2 separate regions of the Homo sapiens genome follow, and region 2 is linked to region 1. Evidence: chromatin loops called from intact Hi-C (ENCODE). Cell type or tissue: heart left ventricle. All regions are shown on one strand. Each heading gives the region's core, and the rest is flanking DNA. Links, peaks and the distances in the headings are about the cores only.

Region 1 (8,617 bases), core at 416-8,415:
GAGCTGGAAAACCAAGTTTCTAAGTCTACAAACCCGAGAATAAGACCCCAGGGTTTAAATGGAAAGCAAAACATGGAGAACTTCAGTATAGTCAAGCTAAATTCTGCCTCTAGCCTTTTAATCATATCAGATGTTCACAAAGAAGAGGATGTTATATCAGAAAAAAGTCATGGCTAACTGCTGGTCAACTTCCAGTCTATTGATATAAATTAGGTAGGGAACCAACTTCTTTAAATATTCAAAAACAATCTACCTGTAAAACCTAAAAACTATTTTATTTTAGGGTTTTGGAGCATGGAGTAAAGGGCTGGCCTTTCAGGAACTGGTAAAATCATAACAAAATTATTGTAATGGTAATATCATTTAAGGGGTTGTTTCCAATTTGGGATTCTGATCACCATAATAAATTCTCAAAAGTCGAATGGAGATGAGGGCTGATGAGCTATTTTCAAAATCTCAAAATGCACTAATAAAATCCATATATCTATCTATAGGAGATTGTGTAGCACTCACTATTTGAAATACTTGTGTTCTTTGATTCGACAGGAAATATATTGTCTAGCATGGCAACAATGCTGGTTATCTTACATCGATCAGAGAATCCGAACAACCATTTTAGATGTCTTAAAATATACTAGAAAAACATTAATTGTTATTTAACTAATGTTAGATCAAACCTTTTAAAATATGGGACCATTATTTTTAAAACAACAATAAAAGACTTTTTGCAGAGAAAAAGGATAACCAGAGTCAAAGTCAGGTTAGAATTGAGTCATTCAGCTGCCATTTTATTTTATTTTTTTATTTTTTATTTTTTCAAGACAGAGTCTCACTCTGTTGCCCAGGCTGGAGTGCAGTGGCATGATCTCGGCTCAATGCATCCTCCCCTTCCTGGGTTCAAGCCATCCTTCTGCCTCAGCCTCCCAAGTAGCTGGGATTGTAAGCATGTGCCATCATACCTGGCTAATTTTTGTATTTTTAGTAGAGACAGGGTTTCACCACATTGCCCAGGCTAGTGTCGAACTCCCGAGCTCAACTGATCCACCCGCCTCAGCCTCCCAAAATGCTGGAGTTACAGGTGTGAGCCACCGCACCTGGCTTAGCTGCCACTTTAGATTCAAATAAAATATATAAATGTCCTCAGCATAGACTACCTTAAATACTGTATTCTATTCATCTTTGAAATGGAAGTAATAGCTTCCTCAACACCTGTCTTTTTTAAGAGCATTCTTGGGAGATTGGTAAGAAAGCCTATAGAAAAGTAGATAGTGGGAAGGAAGGAGGAACAGTGGTAGAGAGAAAGAGAACTCTGTGTGTGTGTGTGTGTGTGTGTGTGTGTGTGTGTGTGTGTGTGTGTGTATAGTTGTGTAATAGCAAAAGAGAAACAGACTGTCATGGGTATGTGCCTTTCCCACTGTGGAAATAAATGAAGACCACCCAGACCACCCAAATGAGAACAAGCAGAGGCCCTTCATTCAGAGCTTGCTACATAACAAGAGATTCAGCCACCATCACTGGTGTTTGGCAGAGACTCAATGGCAGGCAGAGGAGTAAGAAAACTTTATAATGAGAAAAAGGGAAGGTTACAAGTATGCTCTGATTTGAGCCTATTGGCATGGGAAGCTGGATGCAGCCTAACTAGAAGTGGGATGTTCTATGTGATTGGTTTGGGGAGCATATTTGGCTTTCTCTTCTTGGTCCTGAGTTGGAAGTGGTGGGAGTTGGTTGTGGGGAGGGCAAGGGAGGCAAAAATTAGGGAAGCTGGTGGTCATTCACTGCTTCCTGCCTGTTCTGGGTTGTTTGCTGCAGAGGTTGTGGTTTGGCTTCCTGCACACTGGTTGCTGCAGAGGTTGTAGATCAGGGTTCTATTGTCATATGTGATCTGGCCATTGTTTATTTGTATATGGCCTCTCACCTCTCCTCCACATTATCTCTCACACAAATGTACTAAAACCCAGTTTTAGGCCAGAGGTTGTATTTTTTCTTCACCTTCCACTACTTACTGTTTCTACCTCCTCCCTATTTCTTGCCACCAGTGTTTGACATGCAATCCCCCCAGCCTGGCTAGTCGGGTACCTTCATCTGACTATGTAAACACAATCCTCACATCATGGGCAGCTTACGCTTCATTTCTGTCATTAAGTTTCCTTGGGCAACATTTGCTTCAAGAAATTTTACTTTTCTTTAAACTCCTGCTTCATTTAGAATTTGTGCCACATCATTAAGCACTTGATTATAACATGTTTTTAACTGATTTTCATTAATTTGTATATGTTAATCTTATCTTCCCAACAAAATGATAAATTTGAAGCCTAGTATTACAGCATATGCTTTCTCTTATATTTCACAATAGTTTGCAGGGCTAAGTTCATGAAGTAAATGCTCAGTAGATAGTTGCTAATTGAATATTTTCTATACATAGTATTCAATTGAAGGGATAAAATAGAACTGACTCATAATTGTATCCACCACCATTCTGGGTAGTGATTTTACCTCTATTCATCCCAATTTTCTTTTTTAAAAATTGTATTTATTATTTTTTTAGATGGAGTCCTGCTCTGTCACCCAGGCTGGAGTGCAGTAGCATGATATCAGCTGACTGTAACCTCCGCCTCCTCGGTTGAAGTGATTCTCCTGCCTCGGCCTCACGAGTAGCTGAGATTACAGGTACCCACCACCACTCCTGGCTAATTTTTTTTTTTTTAGTTTTTTTAGTAGACATGGGTGTTTCACCCTGTTGGCCATGATGGTCTGGAACTCCTAATCTTAGGTGATCCACCCGCCTTGGCCTCCCAAAGTGTTGGGATTACAGGCTGAGCCACTGCACCCAGCCCTAATTTTCTTGAAATTGGAAGATTTTGCACATTAAAATTTCAGAACCCAAAAGGGTTTCTTTCACACCCAGTGAAAAGGAGGAAGGATTCCAGTGATTCTTTTTCAAATTTTAAACCCTGTATAGCAACAGCAAACCTTCTGAACATTCATGAGATGTATATTGGGTTTTCCAACAGAAAGAACATGGGGTCCTAGGGGTCAGAAGAAAATATGAAGGGTCAAATGGCTCCCTGAACATCCCTGGGAGCATCAGAGCAGTGGTGGAAGAAATGGGAATTCAGATGAAGAGCTATATAAACTGGACAGTTTCCTAATAAGAATTCACATGTTTTCTGAGAGGGCTTCACATAAATTAAGAATAGCAACTGGAATAGAATCAAAGAGAAGTTGTGAATATCTTTTCATCCAAAACCAAAACAAAGATATATATGGCACATATCTTAGTGTGTGAACAATCCAGTTATGTGTCTACATACGGGAGACTATTCATTGATGCAGCTTTATCTAGATGGGAGAGAACTAGTGATGTACTGGAGCAACTCATACCAGCCCATAGAAGCTAATTGTTCAGTTTTCAAAAGTTTTGCTAATTGTTAAAGCATTGGCAGCTTGAAATCAGCCATGTTGAGAATACTTACACCAGGAAAATTAGCAAACTCTACAACACAGTGCTTTTCATTTCAAAGCACACTAATGGCAGAAGAGTGGGATTACCTATCTCTCCTTCCATAGAGCACCATCAGGGAAGAGGGGGTGATGACCTGTCAAATTCTGTATCTTCCAATTTTCATAAAGAGTTCTTTAGAGTCAGAAGTATATGATATTAGAGTTGTATAAGACTTTAGAGGAACTAAAGTCCAGAAACAAGAAGTACCTTGCCCAAGGTATGTATCTTACCTGATCACATAGGAAGTCTGAAGAAACACCCAGATTTTCTTACCCTCACCCATTACTTTCAGGAAATGTAGTGTCTGATTATTCACAATGCTATACTCTCTTCCCTCCTTCCCCTCACATCAAGGAAAGCTCCTGCTGTTAAGGCCAGATCACTCTCTTTTGTCAGAGCCCAGCTCATAAAATGCTATTAAGTAAATTACTGATGACCTAATTCCCAGCTGCAGGACACATTCCATTAGAGGCAGGCTGCCTGCCAAGAAGTGTCAGCGATGACTGGATGGCAGGAGTGATTGAAACCATCCTGCCAGGGATGGCTGGGCCTCTGAGAGTGCAGTTCATGGTAGGGAGGAGGTGCTCCTATTCCCCAACATGAGTCCTGTGTCTTTTTCTGGGAACTGAATTCATCAGCCTCAAAAAGAACTTTCTCAAACTAACAAGGGTCACCACTGCAGAAACAACTGGAGGTAATACCTCCTCTATTACAGATGTCTAGAATAACAAGCAAATTTAACCACTATCATCTACGGCACAAACTTGCAAAAGCTGTCCACACCATTTTTTCTTTCTTGCTTGCTTTAATTGTCAGGCTGCCCATTCCTCCCACTTCTGTTCTATTTTCTTAAAGCACAACGAGTTCCTAGTTGACAGTATGGTGGAGAAGAGTAGAAACAGCATGGTCTATTTATTTTATTTTTAATTCACCTAGTATTCACAAATAAGAAACGGGTATTTGTAGAAAAAATATATCATATATAAAAAGTAGATAAGTCCCAGGCAGGCCATTTTTTAGCTGATATTTACTTATTGCAGATTCATACAAGGGTTAAATTAGATAAAACACTTTGCGTGCTGCTAATAAACAATATAAATGTAAAAATACAATTCTGTTAGACGTTAAAGTACAAATGGAATAGTATTTACATTTCAAAGGAACTTTGGGTTCAGTCAGCCTTTATAGGTATAAGAAATGATGTAACAGAACTATCACTGGACTAGCAGTAAGGAAACCTGGGCTCCAACCTTGCCTTTATCACAGTCTCTAAATGACTGTGATATTAGAAAAGTCACTCATTTCCTCCTGGCTCTTGCTTTCTCATCTGTGAAATGAAAAGGTTTCCATTTCAAATTAAAATGAGAGTAAACCAGAGGATCAATATGGTTTGGAACTGGGTCTGCACCCAAATCTCATGTCAAATTACAGTTCTCAGTGTTGCAGGTGGGGCCTTGTGGGAAGTGACTGGATCATGGGAGGGGATTTCCCCCTTGGTACTGTGTTGTGATAGTGAGTGTGTTCTCGTGAGATCTGGTTGTTTGAAAGTGTGTAGCACCTCCCCCCGACCTTGCTGTCTTCCTCCTTCTCCAGCCATATTAATAGGCTCACTCCCCCTTTGCCTTCCACCATGATTGTAAGCTTCCTGAGGCCTCCTCAGAAGCAGAAGCTGCTATGCTTCCCGTACAGCCTGTGGAACTCTGAGCCAATTAAACCTCTTCTCTTTATAAATCACCCAGTCTTAAGTATTTCTTTATAGCAGCATATCCATATGCTGATAGTGATATGGATAATGAAGTCCAGGCTAAGGAGGTCTCAGATGGAAATGAGAAACTTATTGGGAACTGGAGTAAAGATCACTTTTGATGTGCTTTAGCAAATAGCCTGGTTGCATTTTCCCCTTGCCCTAGGGATCTGTGGAACTTTGCACTTGAGAGTGATGATTTAGGGTATGTGGCAGAAGAAATTTCTAAGCAGCAAAGTGTTCGAGATGTGACCTGGCTAACAACCGATGCTTATATGTGTGAGCTAATAAGTGACCTAAAGTTGAAACTTACATTAAAAGGGAAGCAGAGCATAAAAGTTCAGAAAATTTGGAGCCTAGCCATGTGGTAGAAAAGAAAAGCCCATTTTCAGGGGAGGAATTTCCAGCAAGTTGCAGAAATTTGCATAAGTAAAATGGAACCAAGAACTAATAGCTAAGACTATGGGAAAAAGGCCACAAAGACATTTCGGAGACCTTCACAGCAGCCCCTCCTATAACATGCTCAGAGGCCTGGGAAGGAAGAATGGTTTCATAGGCCAGGCCCAGGGCCCTGTTGGCCTAGAAAGCCTCAGGATACTGCTCCCTGAATCCTAGCCACTCCAGCTCCAGCCATGGCTAAAAGGGGCCCAGGTATAGCTCAAGCTGCTGCTTCAGAGGGTGCAAGCCATAAGCCTTGGTGGCTTCCACGTGGTGTTAAGCCTGCAGGTGCTCAGAATGCAAGAGTTGAGGCTTTGGAGCCTCCACCTATATTTCAGAGGATGTATGGAAAAGTCTGGATGTCCAGGCAGAAACCTGCTGCAGTGGCAGAGTCCTCACAGAGAACCTCTGCTAGGTCAATACAGAGGGAAAATGTGGGAGTTGGAGCCCCCACACAGAGTCCCCACTACTGGAACTGTAAGACCCCAGACCCAGAATGGTAAATCCACCAGCAGCTTGCACCCTGAGCTTAGAAAAGCTGCACGCACTCAACAACAGCCCATGAGAGCAACTGCAGGGGCTGATCCCTGTAAAGCCACAGGGGTGGAGCTGTCCAAGGCCTTGGGAGCCCACCCCTTATACCAGTGTGTGCTGGATTTGGGATATGGAGTCAAGGAACATTATTTTGGAGCTTTAAAGTTTAATGACTGCCCTGCTGGGTTTCAGACTTGCATGGGGCCTGTAGTCCCCTTCTTCTGGCTCCCTTTTGGAGTGGGAGTATTCACCCAATGCCTACAACCACATTTTATCTTAGGAGTAACTAACTTGTTTTTGATTTTACATGCTCATAGGCGGAAGTGCCTAGCCTTGTCTCAGATGAGACTCTGAGCTGTGGACTTTTGACTTAACACTGGAAAGAGTTAAGATTTTGGGAGACTGTTGGGAAGGCATGATTGGATTTTGCACTGTGAGAAGGACATGAGATTTGGGAGGGGCCTGGGGCAGAATGATATAATTCAGATCTGTGTCCCCACCCAAATCTCACCCTAAGTTCCAACTTTAGATCATTTCTTAGCTCACACATATGAGCATAGGCTATTAGCCATGTCATATCTTGAACACTCTGCTGCTTAGAATTTCTTCTGCCACATACCCTAAATCATCACTCTCAAGGGCAAAGTTTCACAGATCCCTAGAGTAGGGGCACAATGCAGCCAGGCTCTTTGCTAAAGCATAGCAAAAGTGATCTCTACTCCAGTTCCCAATAAGTTCCTCATTTCCATATGAGACCTCCTCAGCCTGTACTTCATTGTCCATATCACTATCAGCATTTGGGTCACAACTATCAACAAGTCTCTAGGAAATTACAAATGTGGAGCTGTAATCCCCAATGTCAGAGGTAGAGCCTGGTGGGAGATAATTGGCTCATGGGAGCAGATTTCTGCCTTGGTACGTGTTGCCATAGTGAGAGAGTTCTCCTGAGATCTGGTTGTTTAAAAATGTGTGGCACCTGCCCCACCTCTCTTGCTTCCTTCTGCTCTGGTTGGGTGAAGTGCCTCACTCTCCCTTTGCCTTAAGTCATGATTGTAAGCTTCCTGAGGCCTATCCAGAAACAGAAGCTGCTATACCTCCTGTACAGCCTGTGGAACCATGAACCAATTAAACTTCTTTTCCTTATAAATTACCCAGTCTCAGGTATTTCTTTACAGCTGTGTGAGAATGGACTAATACAAGGATCCTAACCTCTTCAAGGGCTTAAGACGTCCTGTTCTATATCTTTTTTTCCCCTTAATGTCTTGTTTCACTACTTGTTTTTCCCCCTCCATCTTTTCTACTATTTATGACTCAATTTCTTTTTTATGTGTTTATTTTATCCCTTCTGTCTCTTCTTTAAGCTATTAGTGATGTCAAGTGGTCACTCCTCAAATTACTAAACTCATTTCTAGGAATTGCCATGCCATATTGACTATCATTACAAAAATGTACCATGCAAATACATTTGACTGTGTTCAGATGACTGAGGTGTCCACATGTCTATGGGTGTTTATTTGAAGTAAAGAAGCTAGAGGATTATATTCAGTTATCCAGAAACTTGGCAGAATGGCATTAAAGAAAGTAAATTAGGAGTCCAAAGATTCTGCAGTGAACCATGTGAGAAGAATGAAACAATAAAAATAAAATAATTTGACTCTTGGCTTTCTGCCCTTTTTCATTAAAAATTGCTAATATTCTGCTTCATTGCCAAAACTCTGGGAAGATGTTTTTTATTATACCTATATTCCTCAGCCAACTGAGAGTAGGGCCTTGAAAACAAGCCCTTCGTAACTAATATCTCAATGACACAGAAACTATGACTAGTTTGAGCACATGTGGCTTCTTTTTCCTGTCCTTTCTAGAAATAATTGCCCTCCTTTAATTTCATTTCTGCCTGATATCTTCCATCCAAAGGCCAAGACTTAGCCTTTGGCTTCTGTGTCCTTTAATGTATTCCTGAATATCTCCTAATTTTCTAATGAAAACTTGATAGTTCATGACCGAGCAACACGCACTAAGTTCAGACCATAAGTGTTACATATTTCAAAAATTTCTCCAACATTTGTGATGGAGCTGCCAATCATCTCTTAATTCCTATGTGCCATGACTCTGAAAATGAGCCCCAAATGGCACAAATACCTTCTTTATTTCAGCCCTGTCTCAACTACAAAATAATCTCAATGCCCTTCATATGCCTATGGTTCTCACTCAGCCTAAACCCAAATACATTTTAAAGCGTTCTTTCTCACAATTCTACCTTCTGGGTTTATTTTTAAATGAAACCATTAAAGCTTGAACCTCTAATATCAAAATAAAATGGGTTAGGCAAGTGGTAAAAATGGAATAGAAGCCAAGCCAGAGTTTCCTATAAGTTGCAGCAATAGCAATACGTCATCAGA
Region 2 (8,617 bases), core at 439-8,438, 140 kb after region 1:
ACTTGCAAATAGCAGTAGTGGTGGGTTCCTGAGATGTCCATCCTATGTCCATGTTTCTTCTCTTACCAGGTTTTAGGTTGGGCCATTTGTATCAAGCTTCTATAGGCAACAAACAGCACAGAATCTAAGTGAATGGCATATTTAACCCACAACAGACAGTAACACTGCTGTGTGCCATCATTTTCTCCCCACCCAATTCCATTATGTTCCTCCTCTGGGAGTGTCATCTAGAGCCTTTGTTCTTCTAGGTAGGCCATAATGACTTGAGGAAAATTAAGCTCAGCAATCACACGTGCAGAGACCAGGCTCACACCTTCAATAACAAAGTCCTTTCTTCAGAACTGCGTCAGCTCATCCAGCCCAGAGCTACCGGCCCCTTTTGTCTCTGCAGGAAAGAGATCAGAATCCAGGGCTCATGCAGGCCCTTGTTCAAGTGAATAGACATCCAGGAGGTTGGGGTGAGAAGTGCAACATTCAGATGGGGCACAATGGTCAATGGCTAACTTCAACCAGCTAAAGAAACAAGGTTAAGCACTGAATACAAAGCATAATGAAAAATATTCTAGTTTCTCACATTTCTTATGGCTGGCTCTGAAGTGGATCTCCTTAGTGTGTGGATGTGCATATATGTTAATTGTTTGAAAGGAGCAAATGCAGGAACTGTGGTTCAGCTTGCTATTCCATTGTTGCTTTTAATCTCTATGCTGAGCCTGCCTTCTAACACATCCAGGGAGTGTATCTAAGCAGGAGGCCAAGAGGGAGGGCGCCAATGGAGCAGATATGTGCTTAATGCAGACGGCATTAATAAATCACTGATAGTTAAGATATAGATTGGCTGATGGGCGGCAGATGGGAAGGAGGTACATCAAATTGCTTTTCTCATATAGATTATTGGATTAACAAGGAAGCAGCAGACAAGTGGCAAACTGGTGTAACAAATTACTATCATAAAAAAAAAAATTGAACTTATCCCAGGATGGTAATAAGGCTTTGTCAGCCATTAGCCCTCTGGAGAGGTGATTGAAGCGGGAATATCCCTCTGAGATGGCAATACAGAAAACACTCTCCATTTTCCTCCTCCATTATTGTACCTAAGTACATCCTGGTGAGGGCTGGGGGATGGAAAGAAAGCCCAACTGCAGAGGCTAATTAATTAATTAATGTGCCTATTAGCAGGCTCTTGCCCAGCCCAGTAAGTGATAAGTGAAGGTGTCTATCACACCATTCTGGCAACCAGTTCTGCTTGCAACCAATACTGCTTTACTTTTTTGTGCTCTCCTTTCTTCACCCAACTTTTTATTTTGAAAAATTTAAAACATATAGAAAAGTTGCCCTAGTAATACCATGAATATGTGATACTATTTACCTAGATTCACAAATTGTTGATGTTCTGTCACATTTTCTTTCTCTCATTTTGGTGAACTATTAAGTGGCAGGTGTCATCTCCTGAGAACAAAGCCATTCTACTACATATCCACAGCAGAACTGATAATTTTCAAGAAATTTTAACCTTGATTTGTACCATGCCGTGTAATATACATTCCACATTCAAATTCCCCAAATTGTCCCAATAATGTCTATTATAAATTTTAAAAATCCAAGATCAATCAAGAATTATGCATTGCATTCAGTTGTCATGTCTTTAGTAATTTCAAATCTAGAACTGTGCCTAGCCTTTTTCTAAAAAAAAACTTTTAAGACATTGATGTTTTTGAGGAATCAATTTTAGTTGACTAGTGTAGTTTCTTTTGTTGTTTAAACAATTTCTTTAGCTTCTGTGTTCTCCATATTGTTTCCTTTCACAGATGTTTGTGTGTATGTATGTGTGTATTATTTCTTCTTCTTTCTTGCAAAAATTGTACCTATTTGTTTTGCAGACTGTTTCTCAATTTGGATTTATCTAATTGCTTCCTCATGACTAGAATGAAGTTAAACACTTTTGGCAGGATGTTATGTCCTTTCTAGTGCATCACATCAGGAGGCATATGTCGCCAGTTTGTCAAACTTGGTGATAGTAAGTATAATCATTTAGTTAAGGTTATGCTGCCAGATTTCTCCATTGTAAATACACCATGTCCCCTCTGAAATTAGTAAATAATTAATTAAATGATTATAAAGACCAATATTTTACACAAAGTTTTAGCATGCTTTGATTTTTGCTTGAATTATTACAACTGTGATTGACAGCCTTAGCAAATTATCATTTTACATTCTTTCTACATTTATAATCTGCTATGCTTCTATAGAGATGAACTTTCCTTTCCTCTTTTCATTCACCCCCTTTGTTTCTGGTATCATTATGGACTCACAGTTATAAAAATAAATCTATTACTATGAATCATTGGATTCATTCCTGCCATTATTTGTTTTGATATTGCGGTTGTCTCAGATTTGAGCAGTGGAAGTCCCTTCAAGCTGGCTTCTTTGTTTTTTGACATTTTCCTATCAGTGTTTGAGCACAGCTTTACTTTTTGGTGCAACTCAATGCTCAGGCTCACCTTGTACTTCATTGCCCCAGACTTAACATCAAATAGTTTTCCAGGGGTCCCTGGTTCCTTTGGGAAACGGTAGTTAGAAACCAAGATCAGGATAGTAGGTACATTCATTGCTACTGCGTGTGATTGCTTCTAAACTTTTTCATTGTACCAAGCAAGTAAATATGTTTTCATAAAGTCAAGAGTTCATATGCATACCTCCAATTCTAATCCAATACAACAGAGTTCTCCTTCTCCCTTTCCATATTCGTTTCTTCACTCTCCTAAAATAAAAGCTCCATTCCCTCAAAACACCAGCATACCTGCTCATTTGTTCACTTACTACAATGCATACAAAATAATTTAAAACCATTTTACTATCAACAACAGTTTCTTTTTGTCTTTAGAAAATATCTCACTGAGGGTGAAATGCAGTTATAGTACAGTATTTAAAATTTACTTGCATTAATTCTGGTTTTGCTTCTTTGTGTTCATATTATCAATTTGATCTGAAGTTGGATGCATGTGTTTCTATTTGTATTTAATTTTAGGAATTTATACTTGCTAGATTAATTTTTAATACGTGAAATATTAATATAGTTTTAAAACAAAAGCTATATTGAAAGGTAAACTTGGAAAACTATCATTCCCTTTATTATTGCTTCTACTTTATATCTACCCATCCTCAATAATAGAACAATTTCTTTAGTTGCTGTGTTATCCATATTGTGTTTGTGTATATGTATGTGTGTATTCTTATTTCTTCTTCTTTCTTACAAAAATTATACCATACTATTTGCACCTTGCTTTTTAAATCAGTAAGATATTTTGATAATAGAAACTGCTTTCTGAATCCTCTAGTTGTATTTTATTCAACTTCTTAGACAACAAAATCATATATCATCTCTAGGTAAAATGAGTGGTTCATGCAAAAAAAAAGGAGTTAAGAATATGAATAGGAGGTCGATTGTGTTAGCTTTGTAACTGACACAGGGATTTTTGTGCCAATATTTCAATTAATATATTTCTAAGTGTGTTTCAAATGAGCTTGAATCAGATAAAGGTGCTCATTAAAAATTATTATTTTAAGGCCCCACTCCCAACCATGTAGATGGAGCTAGGGAATCTCCATTTTAAAACTCAGATAATTCCATGGACCTTCAGAGGAGCTTGTTATAAGTGGAATAAGTAACTGGGAAAGCCACAAGAGTAAGTTATTATCCATGATCAATTCTTTTAACCTGAGCATCTGAGGCTGCTTTTCCTCTGAGAGCATGGATTTTTGTTTTTTAATAAAAAGTTTGTTTTTTTGATCATAAGTTTTGAGCCCATGTCCTCTGCTGGGGTAAGTCTGGTGGAAAAACTCTTTATCTGTCTAAGATCTTTGAGATGAATCAAAGAATTACATGGCATATTAGACCCACGTGGTTCCTTCTCTATGTTCCAAATATCAGGGTAGAGTTTCCCAGGAACACAACTGTCTTCCAAATGTTCATAGTAGTCCAATTGTTGCTACATTTTCACCAGTGGAAACACATGCCATCTTGGGAAAATAGGCAGGAAGAGGTAACTTTAAGAATCATAAAATCCTAACATTTCCATTGCTTCTACCATATTCCCTAACTCTTTCATATACTCCAAAGATATTGTGATTTGAAGATACCCCGGGACACATTGCCCCATCTAAAATTAATTCCTTTATAATACCACACGAGATATTCTTGATACGACGGTAGGCAGAATAAATCATCTAGTTCACTTCGAAACTGTGAACATTAAGATGCAGAGAAACAGTAGGGATGAGAGGACAGCCGGCTGGATCAGCATCTTGACATCAGGAGGGCCCTTCACAGCAATATGAAGTAGGTAAACCTTGCCTTTAACAACCTCCTCATTTGCAGTAGCCAGTGTTTATCAAGTACCTAGTAAAAGCAAGGACTTTGCAACGTGCTTTACCTACTTTAGCTCATTTAATCTTTACAACAACACCATGAATCAGGTACTTTTACCATCTGTCTGTCATAAGTAAATTAACTGCAACTTAAAGATGTTGTTATGTACCCAATTCACATAGCAAATCAACAGTCAAATCTATGTTGCTCTAACCAGAATCTGAGCCCTTAATTCCTATACAAGCAAAAAACCATTTTTCTTTTTTGAGTACCAACCTAGATGCTCAGTGTCTTGGCCTGTCAACTGTCTGCCCAAGAATCTCCATGTTAACACTCAACAGGATCTATCCCTCAAATTCCAAAGAGGCAAGGATTCAGGAAACTTGCTTATTATCTTAGCCACGCCACTGTACTTTCAGAGGGATCAGTATTCTCACTGTGCAAAAACAACAGAAATGGATAAAAGCTTAAATACACACACACACATATATTTCTGAGGGCTCTGTCATTTCCTGATAGCCTATAATCCAAAAGCCAAATGCCTGATTCATATTTTCACACTGAGGCATTAAATATTTTTGTTTTCTCCCTCTTTATTGTTTTAATATTATAATGTGCCTTTTAAAATTCCAAGTAGCATTTGAAATCCAAAAGGGGGTAATGTATTAACCAAAGAAGTGAGTCTTTAAAGTGGAAATTTCCAGGCAGAGGATCCAGTGATTGTTGGAAAGATGCTGTATTCTGATTATGTTTCTTTTCCCATGTAAGGATGATTGTGTTCAGAGAATGCTCTCTGAGATAAGGTTGGATAAAGTGGGAACCGGGCCCAGCTCTCTGAAACAGCGTTGGCAGAAATAAGGTGAGAAAACAGGGCCCACGAGCCAGCTGGCATGCATGACAGAGGTCCCTCCCATGCGGCAGAGATTCGGGGGAACCATAGAAACCATATGGTAGAGAAACCCTGGCAGAAGAGGGATGGCATATCAGAATCCTCTGTGCATGGGGGTAAATCCCCAGAGCTGCAATGTGATAGTGGTTTCCAGAACTTCTGTCTCCCAGTACAGAGGGGCAGAAACTCTTCTTCACTACACCCCCCACAACCTGACTGAGGCAAGAACCACTACTCTTTCCCTCTACCTTACCCTGGGTAACCTCTCCTGGTTCAAGGGCCCCTCATCCAGCAGCGGACTGACTAGTAGTGACTTGTGTTTCTCTTCTACCCAATTGTAAGCTGATGAGAACAGGATAGACATTATTATATTTTGGTATTCCTCACAGCTCACCGCTCTTCTACAGAGCAGGTACTGACTGCATGATGTATCAAAGGAAGAATAAAGAATGAAGCCATGTGTCCAACTTGGAGAAATCCAATTTGCCTCCCAAGTGAAATGGGTCAATAAGTAGCCCTGGTTCTTTTTAATATTGTTTGCAATTCACTCAGTTATTCAACAAATATTTTTGAGCACTCACTATGTACCAGGCACCCTACTGGCAGCTGGGGATACAGCACTAAACAAGGCGCATACAAAATCCTTCCCTCTTGGAGTTGATTACATATTGTAGGAAGGCAGGAAATTAATATGCAAGCAAATAAATAAGAATCCTAGATAGTGATAATTGTTCTGTGTAAAATAAAACAGAGTAATCTGATACACAATGATTAAGATAAGGCAGAGGAAAGCACTTTAAGCAGGGGAACCAAGGAAGGAGAATGAGGGAAGGCCTCTGAACAGGTGAAGAGTAGACATGACCTCTGACTAGGAGGGCCTCATTAATGCATGGAAACTATTTCTAAAGCCATCAACTACTTTTGATAGTAGATATAAAGGCAATACATGCACTTGCTAAAACATTTTTATAATTTGGTAGCATATAAAAAAGGTAATATCTACCTCTGAACTCTACGATTCAAGGAAATACTTAACCATTTTCTTATGTTTTCTTCTAAATACTTACTTTTATTTTCTTTTTGTTTTTCTTAACTTTTATTTTAGGTTCAGGGGGGTATATGTGCAGGTTTTTTACATGGATAAATAGCATGTTGCTGAGGTTTAGGGTACAAATAATCTAAGAAGCAGCACCTCCTATCACAGGCCCTGAGGTCTAGAGGAAAAGAATGTTTCCAGGGTTCAGGTCCCCCCCACCCCACTTCCCTGTGCAGCCTCAGGATATTGCTCCCTGCATTCAGGCTGCTCCAGCTCCATCCTCAGTTCAAGGGCCACAGATATAGCTTGGGCTGCTGCTTCAGAGGGTGCAAGTCATAAGCCTTGGCTGCTTTGATATGGTATTAAACCTGTGGGCATGCAGAGTGCAACAGTGAAAGAAGCTTCACAGCTTCCACGTAGATTTCAGAAGATGTGTGAGAAAGCTTGAGTGCCCAGACAGAAGCTGCTGGTATGGCAGAGCCCTCAGAGAGAATATTTACTAGGGTAGTGTGAGGGGATAGTGTAGGTTGGAGCCTCCATACAGAGTCCCCTCTGGGACACTGCCTAGCAGAACTTTAAACATAGAACTTTATAATAGAATGATTTATATTCCTTTGGGTATATACCCAGTAATGGGATTGCTTGGTTGAATGGTATTTCTGTCCTTAGGTCTTTGAGAAATCACCACACTATCTTCCACATTGGCTAAACTAATTTACACTTCCACCAACAAAGTATAAGTATTCTTTTGCATGCATATGTTCATTGCAGCACTATTCACAATAGCAAAGACATGGAATCAACATAAATGCCCATCAATGATAGACTGGATAAAGAAAATGTGGCACATAGACACCATGGAATACTATACAACCATAAAAAAGAATGAGATAATATTCTTTGCAGGGACATGGATGTAGCTGGAGGCCATTTTTCCTTAGCCAACAAACACAGGAACAGGCAACCAAATACCACATGTTCTCACTTATAAGTGGGAGCAAAATGATGAGAACACATGGACACATAGAGAGAACAACACAAATTGGGGCCTAGTGGAGGTTAGAGGGTGGGAGAAAGGAGAAGATCAGGAAAAAATAACTAATGGGTACTAGGCTTAATACCTGGGTGATGAAATAATCTGCACAACAAACCCCCATGACATAAGTTTACCTATGTAACAAACCTGCACTTGTGCCACTAAATTTAAAATAAGTTTTAAAAAAAATGTATCTTCATGCAAGAGCGAGTGCTTGTTTTTCTTGATCCAATATGCTCAATACCTAATTTTTAATCTATGACAATCTGATCAAAGAAAATTGGCACTTCATTAAAAATTTTATATTGTAATTGCCTAATTACAAGTAGGTTCAGAATAATTTTATATCTTTACTCACCACTTGTATTTATCTACAAACTTCCTGTTGGTATTCTTCACCATTTTACTACCAGGCATTTGGTCTTTTTTTATTGATTTGCTGAAGGAAATGAACTCTCTTTCACACATTTTGTAAGTATGTGCCTCTATTTGTGGTTTTGATTTAAAATAATTTAATAGCATTTTCCTATTTAATAGTTTTAATTTGCATGTAGTCAAATTTATCCATCTTTCCCAATAAAGCTTCTGGGTTTTGTGTCATGATTATGAAGTTCTCAGCTCTAAGGATTTTTTTTTTTATTTCAACTATTATTTTAGCTTGGTGGTGGGGTACATGTGAAAGTTTGTTACCTGGTTATATTGCATAATGATGAGGTTTGTGGTACAAATGATCCTATCACCCAGATACTCATAGTATTTTCTAAGTAAGCCCTTATCTTATTCACAACTATAGTTCCTTTTTTCCTCCAATAATTGGGTTTCATCTGCAAATTTATTTTGATATACGTAATAAGTGTAGGATGTCAATTTTTTTTCCCTGATCAAATTGTCCTCATCACTTTTGAATATGCTATCACTTCCCACTAATTTTGAATTTCCCTTTTATAAAAGACTAAAAACACATACATCTATTTGACTCCATTTCCGGACTTTATATTGTCTTCTACTGATCTATCTTGGTATTCTTCACTGATACCAAACTCTTTTATTATTTTGGATACATAATCTTTTGATAGCTACTAGGAACTAAGCTCTCTAATTTTTTTAACTCTTTCAAAATTATCTTCTTTCTTTAGGATCTTATTGGTCACTCACATTTATTACTGTATTAGTCCATTTTCACACTGCTGATAAAGACATATACAAGACTGGGCAATTCACAAAAGAAAGAGATGTACTGAACTCAGAGTTCCACATGGCCGGGGAGTCCTCACAATCATGGCAGAAGGT

The links. Hi-C counts contacts between places; a loop is a spot of excess contacts. Peaks named below come from ENCODE experiments on the same cell type or tissue, not always from the same donor. Only the 100,000 strongest peaks of a DNase experiment are listed, where the experiment ranks them.
Region 2: a loop joins it to region 1, with 2.8 times the contacts of the local background. A loop is called at or near these places in 8 of 110 quality-filtered maps.

Annotation. Positions count from the first base shown.
Region 1 is chr3:115,514,015-115,522,631 of GRCh38, reverse strand. No RefSeq gene overlaps it. Among named protein-coding and RNA genes, the nearest start is that of GAP43, 110 kb to the left of the region's middle. RefSeq lists an enhancer at 3,611-4,164. In heart left ventricle, for the core only: no CTCF peak of the experiment used is centred there; a DNase peak (open chromatin) is centred at 4,011; H3K27ac peaks cover 1,951 bases.
Region 2 is chr3:115,378,317-115,386,933 of GRCh38, reverse strand. No RefSeq gene overlaps it. Among named protein-coding and RNA genes, the nearest start is that of ZBTB20, 240 kb to the right of the region's middle. In heart left ventricle, for the core only: no CTCF peak of the experiment used is centred there; a DNase peak (open chromatin) is centred at 5,253; H3K27ac peaks cover 407 bases.